Linked DNA regions of Homo sapiens: regions 1 and 2 are each linked to region 3. Evidence: chromatin contacts called from ENCODE Hi-C or POLR2A ChIA-PET data. All regions are on one chromosome and are shown on one strand. Each heading gives the region's core, a stretch centred on a gene start or an enhancer-like site at or near the end of the contact. The rest is flanking DNA. Distances are from core to core; before and after follow the strand shown. Region 1 holds the start of HCFC2 (host cell factor C2). Region 2 holds the start of WASHC4 (WASH complex subunit 4). Region 3 holds the start of FICD (FIC domain protein adenylyltransferase).

What was found. A loop is a pair of places that touch in the nucleus more often than their neighbours do. ChIA-PET counts read pairs that join two places held with the same protein, here RNA polymerase II (POLR2A). Pooled maps may share reads with other maps.
Region 1: a pooled map shows a loop between it and region 3 (7-fold over the local background). The contact joins the promoter of HCFC2 here to the promoter of FICD in region 3. A Hi-C loop is called at or near these places in 4 of 50 pooled maps.
Region 2: a map of CD8-positive, alpha-beta T cell shows a loop between it and region 3 (16-fold over the local background). The contact joins the promoter of WASHC4 here to the promoter of FICD in region 3. A Hi-C loop is called at or near these places in 2 of 168 maps with a recorded cell type or tissue (CD8-positive, alpha-beta T cell and psoas muscle) and 7 of 50 pooled maps. POLR2A ChIA-PET finds 5 or more read pairs at or near these places in 1 of 52 experiments (GM10248).

What each region holds. Positions count from the first base shown.
Region 1 is chr12:104,061,769-104,065,832 of GRCh38, forward strand. HCFC2 (host cell factor C2) reads left to right here and starts at 2,763. Exons shown (of 15, transcript NM_013320.3): 1 at 2,763-2,955. The coding sequence starts at 2,793. It also overlaps a transcript of GLT8D2 not described here. RefSeq lists an enhancer at 797-966, a cis regulatory region at 882 and silencers at 2,290-2,449, 2,459-2,628, 2,610-2,779, 3,000-3,139.
Region 2 is chr12:105,106,377-105,110,644 of GRCh38, forward strand. WASHC4 (WASH complex subunit 4) reads left to right here and starts at 1,355. Exons shown (of 33, transcript NM_015275.3): 1 at 1,355-1,485. The coding sequence starts at 1,425. LOC414300 (a long non-coding RNA gene) reads right to left here and starts at 1,266. Exons shown (of 2, transcript NR_121211.1): 1 at 412-1,266. RefSeq lists silencers at 1,164-1,443, 1,654-1,903 and enhancers at 1,464-1,623, 3,462-3,621.
Region 3 is chr12:108,513,921-108,517,985 of GRCh38, forward strand. FICD (FIC domain protein adenylyltransferase) reads left to right here and starts at 1,357. Exons shown (of 3, transcript NM_007076.3): 1 at 1,357-1,441; 2 at 2,995-3,353. The coding sequence starts at 3,053. RefSeq lists enhancers at 829-888, 2,791-3,291, 2,980-3,079, 3,292-3,792.

The DNA of each region.
Region 1 (4,064 bases), core at 1,513-4,012, 4.5 Mb before region 3:
GAGTTCAAGACTAGCCTGACCAACATGGAGAAACCTCATCCCTACTAAAAATACAGAATTAGCCAGGCGTGGTGGTGCATGCCTGTAATCCCAGCTACTCAGGAGGCTGAGGCAGGAGAATTGCTTGAACCTAGGAGGTGGAGGTTGCAGTGAGCCAATATCGGCGCCATTACACCCCAGCCTGGGCAACAAGAGCAAAACTCCATCTCAAAAAAAAAAAAAAAAATGGGTTAATACTCAGTGAGAGGGAGAATTTAAGAAGCAGAAGCTAAAAAAAATAGTGAGAATTCCTTTTGGGGTTTTTGTTTGTTTGTTTGTTTTTTAGACTGAGTTTTGTTCTTGTTGCCCAGGCTGGAGTGCAATGGCACCATCTTGGCTCACTGCAACCTCTGCCTCCCAGGTTCAAGTGATTCTCCTACCTCAGCCTCCCAAGTAGCTGGGATTACAGGCATGCACCACCACGCCCGGCTAATTTTTGTATTTTTGGTAGAGATGGGTTTCACCATGTTGGCCAGGCTGGTCTCGAACTCCTGACCTCAGGTAATCTGCCCTCCTCGGCCTCTCAAAGTGCTGGGATTACAGGTGTGAGCCACCGCACCCGTCCTGAGAATTCCTTTTTAAAACATAGAGAGTTATCTCTCAAAAAAAGCTTAGATAGATGAGAAGGTGGAGAAGCATGCTGAGGTTTAAGGGAGTTGGGTGAATGAGGCATATAAGAGAAATTGAAAATGGTAAAATAAGAGGAAAAAAGAGTTTTAGGAAATTTACTATACAGTGTCTGTGTTCTCCTTTGAGTACCTCTTGAGAATCTGAGGTAGGGATTTAAATTGCTTTCAATTTTTTCTTCCACTGGACTTGTATCTCTTATTTATCTCTCTTTAATAAAAATAGAGATGGGATCTCACCATCTTGACCGAGCTGGTCTCAAACTCCTGGGATCAGTGGATCCTTCTGTCTCAGCCTCCAAAAGTGCTGGGATTACAGGTGTGAGTCACCATGCCCAGTCCTTTTTCAATTAAAATTTTAAAAAATAACTTGTATTGTGGATATTTAAGATATACAATATGAAGTTGATATCATATAGACCAGGGGTCCCCAGTCCCCAGCAACCAGTCCTCGGCCTGTTCGGAACCCCCATGACCTTCCTGAGCTCTGCCTCCTGTCAGATCAACCGCGCATTAGATTCTCATAGGAGCTCGAACCCTACTGTGAACTGCCCATAGGAGGGATCTAAATTGTGTACTCCCTATGAGAATCTTATGCCTGATGATCTGAGGTGGAACAGTTTCATGCCAAAACCATAGCCCCCATCCCCTTGCCAAGTCCATACCACCCACTCCCCTGCCAAGTCCGTGGAAAAATTGTCTTCCATGAAACCGGTCCCTAGTGCCAAAAAGGTTGGGGACAGCTGAAACAGGCAGTCACAAGGTTACTATAGTGAAGCATATTAACATATCCATCATCTCATATAGTTACCACCAACCCTTTTTGTGTCTCTGTGGCAAGAGTGGCTAAAATCTACTCATTTGGCATGAATCCCATATGCAGTGCAGTTTTATTCCTAATGGACTTGTGTGATTATGTGTAGGACCAAATCACAGGGCAGCTAGGCCTTATTAAGTGTTGCATTGGCTGGGTGCGGTGGCTCATGCCTGTAGTTCCAGCACTTTGGGAGGCCAAGGCAGGAGGATCACTGGAGCCCAGGAGCTCGAGCTTGCAGTGAGCTCTGATCGCGCCACTGCATTCCGGCAACAGAGCCAGACCCTATCTAAAATAAATAAATAAAAATAAAGAGTTGCGTATGACTGCTACCAGAGGCAGTATGGTATAATGGTTGGATATGACTGCTATCAGAGGCAGTATGGTATATGATATAAGGGCTTGGGGGTTCTGGAATCAGAAGCCCTGTGTTGGAATCCTGGCCCCAGTCTTTTTTTTCAACACCTCTCCTTTGTGTCCATCAGAAAATTACCTTACTGCACTGTGCCTCATTTCCCCGTCCATGAAAGGGAGATAACAGGAGCCACCACACTGGATTGCTGGATGGATTACATGAGTTAATACACATGAGGCACTTAGGGCATGCCAGGCTGTGGACAGCCCTCACTTGTTAGCTAGCAATGAAACAGAAACCTAGAAAACCATCTCTCCTCTGCTTAAGCCAAACAAACCAAAAATACCTCTTGTGGCTCACGGTTCCCAAGCTTCCTGGCATGGCTCCGCACAAAGCTGCCTTCGGTTCGCCCGGCAGGCTTTGTAGCGACCTTCCCTGCCCGGGTCCCAGTCACGGTCGGGAGCAGCCGCCGTGGCCCGGGCTCGCGAGGCAGGCTCCCGCCCGCACCCTCCCGTGCGAGGTCCCCGCCCTGCGCTCCCAGCTCTTCGAACCTCTACCCGAGCTTCTCTCACGTTGCTTGTGAGACTGCCTCGCCCACACATCCTAGATGCTCAATTAAAGTGGACGTAAAGGAAGATGCTGTGGCTTCTTCCCAAAATACCGAACGGGAGGCTCTGGGTGGGGATGGGAGACGTGGTCAGTGGGAAGCGTCCTTCCACCCTAAGGTGCGTTGCTCCGGGTGGCCGCTGGCCAAGTCGCCTGGGGTGGGGGCGGGGCTCCCCTGTCAGGACCCCCCTTCCCCAGCGTCTCTCCACTGCCCGCGGGCCTCCAGCCTGGCCGCCGGCGCCCGCGGCCACGTGACCCCAGCACAGCTGGAGGCGGGTCCCCGCCCTCCCCAGGGAGCAGCCGGTTGAGGCGGGAGCGGTGCATTGTGGGCAGAGGGGCGGGGGTTGGGAAGATGGCGGCTCCCAGCCTCCTCAACTGGAGGCGAGTTTCTTCCTTCACGGGGCCGGTCCCCCGCGCCCGGCACGGACACCGAGCGGTGGCCATCCGGGAGCTGATGATCATCTTTGGAGGGGGAAATGAGGGCATCGCGGATGAGCTGCACGTCTACAACACGGGTAGGCGCGGCGGCGGCTCGTCGGCCCCGCCTGCTGGAGCTGCGGAGGGGGAGGGGAGGCGAGGCGGCGGCCGCGGCCCTGACAGCTGTCACCGCCCGGTCACTGCTTCCTTGGGCGGGCGGCGGGGAGCGCGGCTCAGCCGGGCAGCCCGGGTCCGGCAGCTCTGTCCCGGACCGCAGCTCAGGATCTCCGGGGCCCTTGGGGCGCAACGGACCCCGAGCGGGGCGCACCGGCCTTCAGGCGGGGGATCCCGGACGCCCCCACCCCAGCCCGACAGGCGGACGCAGGCGACAGAAGACCATGTCCAACCGCCTGGGCCACTCCCCGAAATCTCGCCTCTGTCAAAAAACAAAACCCACTCCAAACCAAAGTTCCTTAGGGCCTTTCCCGTCTTTGCCTGCCTTCCTTCCTTAGGAGGAAGACCATCTAGGGGGTGAGGAGGGAAAACGAGAGGCCTTCTGGCACTCTCGCCTCAAATACAACCCGGTGTTTGGCAGGTAACGGTCAAGAGCCCCTCCGTGAGCCGCGCTCTAAAGCGGCGGGGACGTGGTGAGGCGGCCTTGTGTCTGCATACTCGGTGTGGACGCCCTTCTGGACTGGCCCTCGGAAAGAGGACTGTCATAACTTGAGCACCACTGCAGATCACAAGTGCCCCTGGGCAGGGAGCCCCTATCTTTGAGGACCTCTGTGGAATAGAAAGGAAACTGGATTTAATTTTTTTTTCCCCTTGTAAATGCTCAGGCTGTCACAAGAAATCTGTTTGGTGTAAAGACAGTGATGGAATTTTGGGTCTACTTCATGACCGATAACTTTTCTTTGATCAAACAACTTAATCACAGGAATAATTTGAAGGTTAACAAAATAGTGGAGTCTGAGAAGTTTTATTTTTTTCACCCTCTCCTCCTCCCAGCGCCCCAGCATATGAAGGTAAAAAGTTACTGACACTTTGGTCTTAGTGTAAAATCCCTGGCTTTGGAACAAATTAGACCTGATTTGAATCTTGCTCTGCCGGTTGCCCAGGATCAGCGCTAAAGTTACCAAACCTTTTTAAGCCTCACAATTTTCAGTTGTAAAATAGAGATTTTTATACTCACCCAGCAGGGCGTTTT
Region 2 (4,268 bases), core at 105-2,604, 3.4 Mb before region 3:
ATGCAAATGTTAAGAATCCAGGAAAGTCAAACTCATGGTCACACAGAAAGTACAGGAAAAAAGTTTGTCAGCCATTAGACCCTAAGGATGCCTGTTCTTTTCAAGATTTTTTTTTTCTTTCTGAAATGCCCACTAAGTCTGCCATAGGGTCAGAAAGCAATTTTCTTACATGTTTTATAGTTTCTGCATCTAGCCTGGTGCCTGGTACCCAGTGGGCACTCAATAAACATTTAACTCAGGGCAGATCCAATGACCTCAGAAGAATGCTCTTCAATAGACCTTTTGCCTACATTGATTAGTTCTTTTCGGTACTTTTTAAGATTACAAGAGTAAAACCCTAATAAATTCTCATTGTTAAGGATTCAAAACACATAAGTAGACACATCAAAACTTGAAAATCCTGTTACTCACCAACACATGCTTTTCCCCAGGTAACCACCGTCCTCTGATTTGTCTTCCTATGAATTTACATACACGTAGGCACATACGCGTTTGTATAACTTAAAAACATAAATGTAATCACAAATACACATTACTCTGCAACTGTCTTGTGTCGGTTGTTCATGCCATTATAAATATATTTCATCTATTTTAGCAGCTCTTCAGTGATTCGTAGTATGGATGTATTGAGCTTTATGTAATTCACTTGTAATGAACATTTAGATAGTTTCCTATTAAAAACCACGTTGCTATAAATATTCTTGTGCAAATACGTGTATGCATGTAGAATTTTACACCGATCCCGATTCTCCAAAAATCCAAATTGCAGGTGGGATCATTTTAGAATGTACTTCAATAGCGTTCTTCATCCTGCCTCGCGTTTTTAAAAGGACTGAGTGGAGAGCGGGGAAGAGGTCGTAAGATCCCCTGTTAGGGTGTTCATAAAGTAACTTCTCCTCTCGCACAGAACGTCTTGACTAAAAAACAATCCGTACAGAATGTGCGGGAGAGCTGTAGGAACTCCTACGGTGGCGACAGAGAGGGAAACAGGCTTGTTGGAAGAAGCGCCTGGTCAGCGTTATCCTCGAGGATCATGCCTTCCTGTTAATTCCCCACCCCATCAATTCTACCTTTTTAGGTTAGACTGGGGAGTAACTTTCCCAGGTATTAAAAATCGTCTAGAGAGAGCAGGGCGAAATTAGAGTGCCGAAGTGGCTTGAGAAGCACAGTGAATGGTGGCGAAGCCCGAGCCGGGTCGCAAGACGCCCGCTGGCACTGCCGGCGCCATGGCGGCCGCCTTCGGCCACGGCGGAGGACTCGCTTTCCCAGGGGCCCCCGCGGTCGCAGGGGCAACGAGCCCGGCCGGCCCTCGCGAGCGGAGGCGGGGCCGGGGCCGGAAGTCACGTGCTGTGACAGTAGCTGGGGTGAGGCCGTCGTCGCCGCACGGGCTGGTTGGGGCTGTGTCTGTGGGAGGCGCCGGGGTGATGGCGGTGGAGACTCTGTCCCCGGACTGGGAGTTTGACCGCGTTGACGACGGCTCGCAGAGTAAGGGAGCTGCAGGGCGAGGGCTGCGGGTGGACGCTCCTTCGGCCCGCCGCTGTTCTGGGCTGGGCAGCGCTCCTGCGAGAGGGACGGCTGCGCAGCCGTCTGGTGCGGGACACTTCAGAGCCCTTGGGGTGTGCGAGGGACGCGCTCTCCAGCGTTACTTTCGGGGTTGGGGTCCCAGCCACGGCGGGTCAGGCTGCCCGTTCAGGGCTCGGCGTGTGAGGCGGAGACTCTCCTGGGGAGCCTGCGGTGCCCCGCGGGGAGCGGCGTCCCCCTTCAGCTGCCCCGGGGCTTGGGCGGGGCGCGCCCGGGAGGCCCAGCGGCCCCGGGATCCCAGGCTGCTTCTGTCTCTGGCCTCTTGGGGATTTCGCCAGATTCTGAGCGTTCAGCTCTGGAGGACGCTGATGTCTGGGTTCCTGTTTCGGTTTCCTGTTTTTCTTCTTTTCCTCCCAAATCAACTTTTGCAAGTTTGGGTGTCTTTCCCATCGCGTTGCTATAACCGTAGAAGGGAGCGAAAAAAGAACTTTTCACCCTGCGAAAATAAACACGTGAATGTCATTTTATCATTTTCCAGGCCTTTTATTTATGCTAAGTGATATTTTTCAGTGATGTTCTGCAGTTTCCATCGCAGTTATAAAGGCTTCAAAAATTACAGCAAATCTTCAAATTTTGCTTCACAAGATCGAATTGTCTGATTTTAACTTAGAAGTCTATCCCGAAATAAACAAATTGTGTTTCTTTCAGTAAAATATTGAGGCCAAATTAATTGTAGTGAAACTCTACTTGAAATAAATACAAGTTGGCAATCTGCTTCTTATCTTTGGTCATAGTAATCTGTGTAAGTGATCTAAGAGAGATTGGAGCATGCTGTTTGTGATTTTTTTTTTCCCTCATAGTTTTCCCAAAAGGTGGAACGTTGCTTTTAAAAATTCCGGATGAATTTTGCTTGATTTACGAAGAGAGACTAATGCCTACAATGTTAGATGAATTAGGTTTTACAAGTCTCTCAGAGAAGAGTGAGCTACATCCAGGATGGGTTGCAGTTTTTCACAAAACATTCCTGAGGTCAGGAGTTCAAGACCAGCCTGGCTAACATGGTGAAACCCCGTCTCTACTAAAAAATAAATAGCTGGGCTTGGTGGCGAGCGCCTGTAATTCCAGCTACTTGGGAGGCTGAGGCAGGAGAATCGCTTGAACCCGGCAGGCGGAGGTTGCAGTGAGCCGAGATCGCGCCATTGCACTCTAGCCTGGGTGATAATAAGGTATTAGCTCTTATGCAGCATAAAAATTAACCTTGGAGATAATGACAAAATCTTTTAATTTTTTTTTGTGGAGGGGATTCTGTATTGTTATAAAGTGAACTGTACCTTGTCATATATGTTTTATGGACAAAGATGACGAACTGGTATCTTCAAAAAAAATTGGAATAGAGTTATGTTAATTGAGTTTGAAAATGGTTCAGCCTGGAGTAGAATGGTCTGATTCACTCAACAGATATTTTCTACAACCAGTGGCTGTGCTAGATATTAGGGATAAAAAGATAAAACAAGGAGTGCAGTCTGTTGACAAAGATGAGCATGTTAAGTAGGTTTTTGGAATTTTTACTCTTAAAAAATTACCATGTAGTTCTTATCTCAACTTTTGTTATTTTAACTTTCACCAATTTTACAACCGTTTATTGTCAGCAAGGAACTTTTAATGTTATTTTAGGTTTTCTGTTTCCTGTTTGTGAATCCCTGAACATACTAAAGGAGTGATTTATTGGCGTGGTGTTTCTCTAGCATTGTCTTTTTTTTTTTTTTTTTTTTTCGAGACAAGGTCTCACTCTGTCGCCCAGTGCCGTGGCATCGCCACGGCTCACTGCAGCCTCGACCAGCTGAGCTCAGGTGATCTTCCTACCTCAGCCTCCTTAGTAGCTGGCTGATTTTTTCTTTTTAAATTGGGATAGAGACAAGGTTTTGCCATGTTGAACTCCTGGTCTCAAGCGACCCACCGGCCTTGGCCTCCTAAAGTGTTGGGGTGAGCCACCATGCCCGGCCTAGCATTGTCTTTAAGAAGTCATTTGCTGGTCAAATGCAGCTTTGACTGGTCATTTCCTGTGTAGTTGAGAATAAGACAACTATTTGGGGTTCTGAGAATCTGGGCAGTCTTATATGTAAGCTGTAGGGAAGAGAACACCTCCCTGTGCTTGGCGTTCATTAATTTTTGGTCTGTGAATCATATCTAGACTAATTGTTTTCCAAAATTGCCTAGATTAATGCTATAATAAGACAGAAACCTTAATGAACTAAATGGATTCACCGGATTTAAAACTTTATGTGGTTGAAGAATAAAGGAGAGTGGGGGCTAGGTCTTTATACTTTAATACAGCATGAGTCAGAACACACTTTCTCTTACTTGCTTCACATTGCTAATTTGAGGAGAGCAAATTTTTACCTTTTTTAGAAGACAAAGGTTGAATAAAGTTATTCATATCAATAAAAGAAACTGAGTTGGAGTTGAATTTGTTACCTTTGGGAACAAGTAATGAATTTTTATGTGTAACGTGAAATACTTTGACGAATAGGCATATTTTAAAATCCAGCTTATTCCAATGATTCCTTAAAGTTACCTATGAATGTGTTAATTCTGTGAAGAACAGCATAGTATTCTGTAGTCAAGCAGTGTTCTTTGCTGGTTTTTCCAACTTGATTATGACAGTTAAATAATTTAACAAATATCTTGGTTAAATTTTAGACATTATAGAAATAATATGCTCAAGCAGGTATAAAACCTCCATTTAA
Region 3 (4,065 bases), core at 107-2,606:
TGCTTAGCGTTTCTGGGGCACCTCCCTAGATGTTTAATTTCAGTATTTGTGGATTAAGATGGAGGTTTCCATTCTCTGCTTCAAGGAAAAAATTTCTCTCTGGGAAGCCAAAAGAACTAGCCAGGTCCTTCTGGAGAGGATACAAATTAAAAAGTCAGGGAGAACCGAGGGGGTGGCTTGCGCCTGTAATCTTAGCGCTTTGGGAAGCCGAGATGGAGGGAGAGCTTAAGGTCAAGAGTTCGAGACCAGCCCGGGCGACATAGTGAGACCCGGTCTCTAAAGAAAATAAAAAATCAGAAATAGGTCGGGCGCGATGGCTCACGCCTGTAATCCCAGCACTTTGGGAGGCCGAGGCAGGCGAATCTTCTGAGGTCAGGAGTTCGAGACCAGCCTGGCCAACGTGGTGAAACCCCATCTCTACTAAAAATACACAAATTAGGCGGGCGTGGTGATGCGCGCCTGTAATCCCAGCTACTCGGGAGGCTGAGGCAGGAGAATCGCTTCAACCTGGGAGGCGGAGGTTGCAGTGGGCCAAGATCGTGCCACTTCCCTCCAGCCTGGGCAACAGAGTGCGATTCCGTCTCAAAAAAAAAGAAAGAAAGCAAGACAGAGAGAGAGAAAAAAAAAGAAAGAAAGAAAGAAAAGAAAAGAAAAGAAAATTCGCCGGGCATGGTGGCATGCACCTGTAGTCCCAGCTACTCGGGAGGCTGAGATGGGAGGATTGCTTGAGCCCAGGAGGTGGAGGCTGCAGTGAGCTGCAATTGCTCCACCGCACTCCAGCCTGGGCGACACAACGAGACCCTGTATTTTATAAGAAAAAAAAAAGTTGTTTAAGTCAGGGAGGAAAAGACACAGAGAGGAAAAGAGTAAAGAAGAAGAAGGCGGCAAACTCAGCAGCATGGGGTGGAGGCTAAGAACAGGGGCTGCGCAGTCAAGCAGGCTAACCGGGTGAAGGGGTGAAAAGCATCAGCATCTTCATTTCACAACCGGGAAAAATGAGGCACACGACAGCGGCTCCGGGACGAAGAGACCCGAGGAAAAGACCGCCGTGGAACTTCCAGTTTCCGGGCCCGCCACCTAGTGTGCCCCAAATCCGCACGCCCATCGGGTTTCCAGCACCTGCTCCTCCTGCCTGTGGCCTAGGCCCCGCCCCTCCCGCTGCTTATTGGCTGCTACGTGAACGAGACAAACGCAAGCAACAACCAATGGGAGTGGCCCACGGCGCGTCTTTCCCGGGGAAGCCGACGCGGACGCGGGAACCCGGAAATGCGAGGGAAGGACAAGTGGGGAAAGCCAATCCGCCGCGACGAGGGCTGCGGGCGGTTCAATGGCAAGTCGCCGGGGGCGGGGCCAGAGGCCGGCGGAGAAGGAGGACCCGGGAGCCGGCGGCCCGGAGCTGGGAGCGCGGGGAAGGCGGTTGGGGTTCTGACAGCTGCGCGCGGTGAGAAGGGGAAAAGCCCTAGGGGCTCGAGAGGATGAAGCCGGGAAGGGTGCGACGGGGCCGCGAGCCCTGGGCGGGGTTCGGGAAGGGAGGCTCTGCAGTCTTGGAGGGGACTCAGACCGGTCCCCTCCCCTCTCCGGGCCTCAGTTCTCCCTTTCTAGGGAAGTGTGGGGGAGAGATTCGCGCCTCCCAGAACGCACTCCTTCCCTGCACACACCCCTGGCACCGGCGAACTGCCCCCTTTCCTGTACCGCCCCGCCCAGGAGCCTGTCCCCTCGGGAAGCCCGCCCAGACCCCTGGACCCGCGCAGCACTCCAGGCGCACCCCTATTAAAGCGCACCCCAAGCCATTTCACATGTTCTGTGGCAATGGGCCAGGATCCCCATGAGACTCAGAACCCCGTGATCCATCAGTCATTCCCGGGTCAGGACCAGCCCAGAGCAGGTGCACAGGCCCTGCTTAGTAATAAGGTAGAAATCGAGACCTGGGGACCGGGTTCAGAGGCCCTGGGGTTTCCTTCCGGATGCCTCTGTTTACCTCCTGTGGGCCTTCTGGAATTTAACTTATGCTCTCTGTGTCTTGGTTTCCCTTGTCTGTAAAATGGAGCTAGCGGTAGCTCTTCCTTCATAGGGTGGCATGAGGGTGAAACGAGGCAATGCGTGGCCAGTACACTGCTCAGCACCTAGGACACCATAGTTGCTTAATAAGTGCTTATTGTTAGCATAGTGTTTGCATGCCTGGCCCCACCTCCACTCCCACTGCCAGCCCCAAGCACATACAAGCCATGTTGTCACTGAGGCCAAGCACTGTGGCCCACAGCCTGAGTTCCTTTCGAGATGCTCGAACTGCTCATCTTCTTGATGGGGTCCCTTCTGGACAGGCCAGAAATGGAAGGCCAGAGAGGGGAAGGGCACTGTGGGAGCTGTGGCTGAATATCAGGGTGAGGGCAATAAATGAGGCCACCCAACAATTGTGCTTATCAAAGATTGGGCGTCAGAACTGCTGTGGCTGATCTGCCTGGGTGTCTGTCAGTCATTTATGTCCCAAATGTTTGACATATGTCCACAAATCCAGTGTTTGTGGTCAGAAGCCACAGGGATATATGGGAAGGGGGGACACTTTAGAGCCGTGGGGTTCCTGAGTTCAAGTCCTAAGGCTGTCACTTGCTCCCGGCGAGACTTTCGGCAAGGGACTTCACCTCTCTGAACCTCAGTTCCCTCACCTGGAGAAGGGTGAAAACATCAGCTCAAGTCGTTGAAGATTGCAGGAGGTGACCCATGTGAGGCATTTGGTGCTTAGCACACGGCCTGGATTATGGCAAGTGCTCATTAATTGTTGGACCACAGCAGTGTTTTCACATTCATACTGCCCAGGAGGTGGCACCAGTCCTTCTAGGCTGGCCCCTCCTCTAGTGAGATCCAGTCCTTGACTTGCCCCCACCCCATCTCTCTAGTGAGCTAAAAGAGCAGAAGTCTCCAAACCCATCTTCCCAGCTGAAGTCACACTATGTCCTGAACGTGTCTGTTTCTCCTGCGACTCTTGGCTCCTTGCAGATCCTGCTCTCTCTCAGCCGCCTGTGGACATGCGCAAAGGGCCCTCTCCTGAGTCCAGATGATGCTCATACCAATGGCTTCAGTGATGGCGGTGACTGAACCGAAATGGGTCTCGGTCTGGAGCCGCTTCCTCTGGGTGACGCTGCTGAGCATGGTGCTGGGGTCCCTGCTGGCCCTGCTGCTGCCGCTGGGGGCTGTGGAGGAGCAGTGCTTGGCTGTGCTCAAAGGCCTCTACCTGCTCAGGAGCAAACCGGACAGGGCGCAGCATGCCGCCACCAAGTGCACCAGCCCGTCCACGGAGCTCAGCATCACCTCCAGGGGCGCGACGCTGCTGGTGGCCAAGACCAAGGCCTCTCCAGGTAAGACAGACTGGCCGTCTTCCTCAATGCTTGTTAACTGGATAGACAGACATAGAATGTGTCATGTCCTGTATGTGGGGCATCGGGGTATTGTGAACAAGTCAGCCCTGAGCTCCTAGTATAGACAAGGTGATGTGACTGAGACAGTGTCACAAGTGTGGTGATGGGGAAGCATAAAGGGCTGTAGGAGCATACCAGGAAGGCTCCCTGGAGGAAGTGACACCTGAGCTGGGACCCAGTTGTTAAGTAGGAGTCATCCAGGGTGAAGGGCATCCAAGGAAAAGGACTCCAGGCAGAGACCAGAGGTTAGTTGTCATAACTGACATAACTGTCGTAAGAGAGCCTGGGGGCATTCGAGGAACTAAAGGAAGTTGAATGTGTGGGGCTGATCCTCAGGTGGCCAAGAGGGGCCAGGACAGGAGGGCTAGGGCTAGAGCAGGCTCCCCACCTCCACCAGTTCTCTGTGGTGGGGACTGAAAGTGCATTGTTAGATGGTGGTGGCATCCCTGGCCTCTCCCCATGAGATGCCTGTAGCACTCCCTCCACCTCCTCAGTTATGACAACTAACCAGGTCTCCAGACGTCACCAAATGTCCCCTGGGGCGCACAATCAAACCACTGGGTTAAAAGAGTTAAAGAACAGTCCCGGGATGGTTGACGCCCCCAGGGTCTAGGAAGAGTGGGGAGTTGTTAACGCCTTTGGGCCTCCCGGG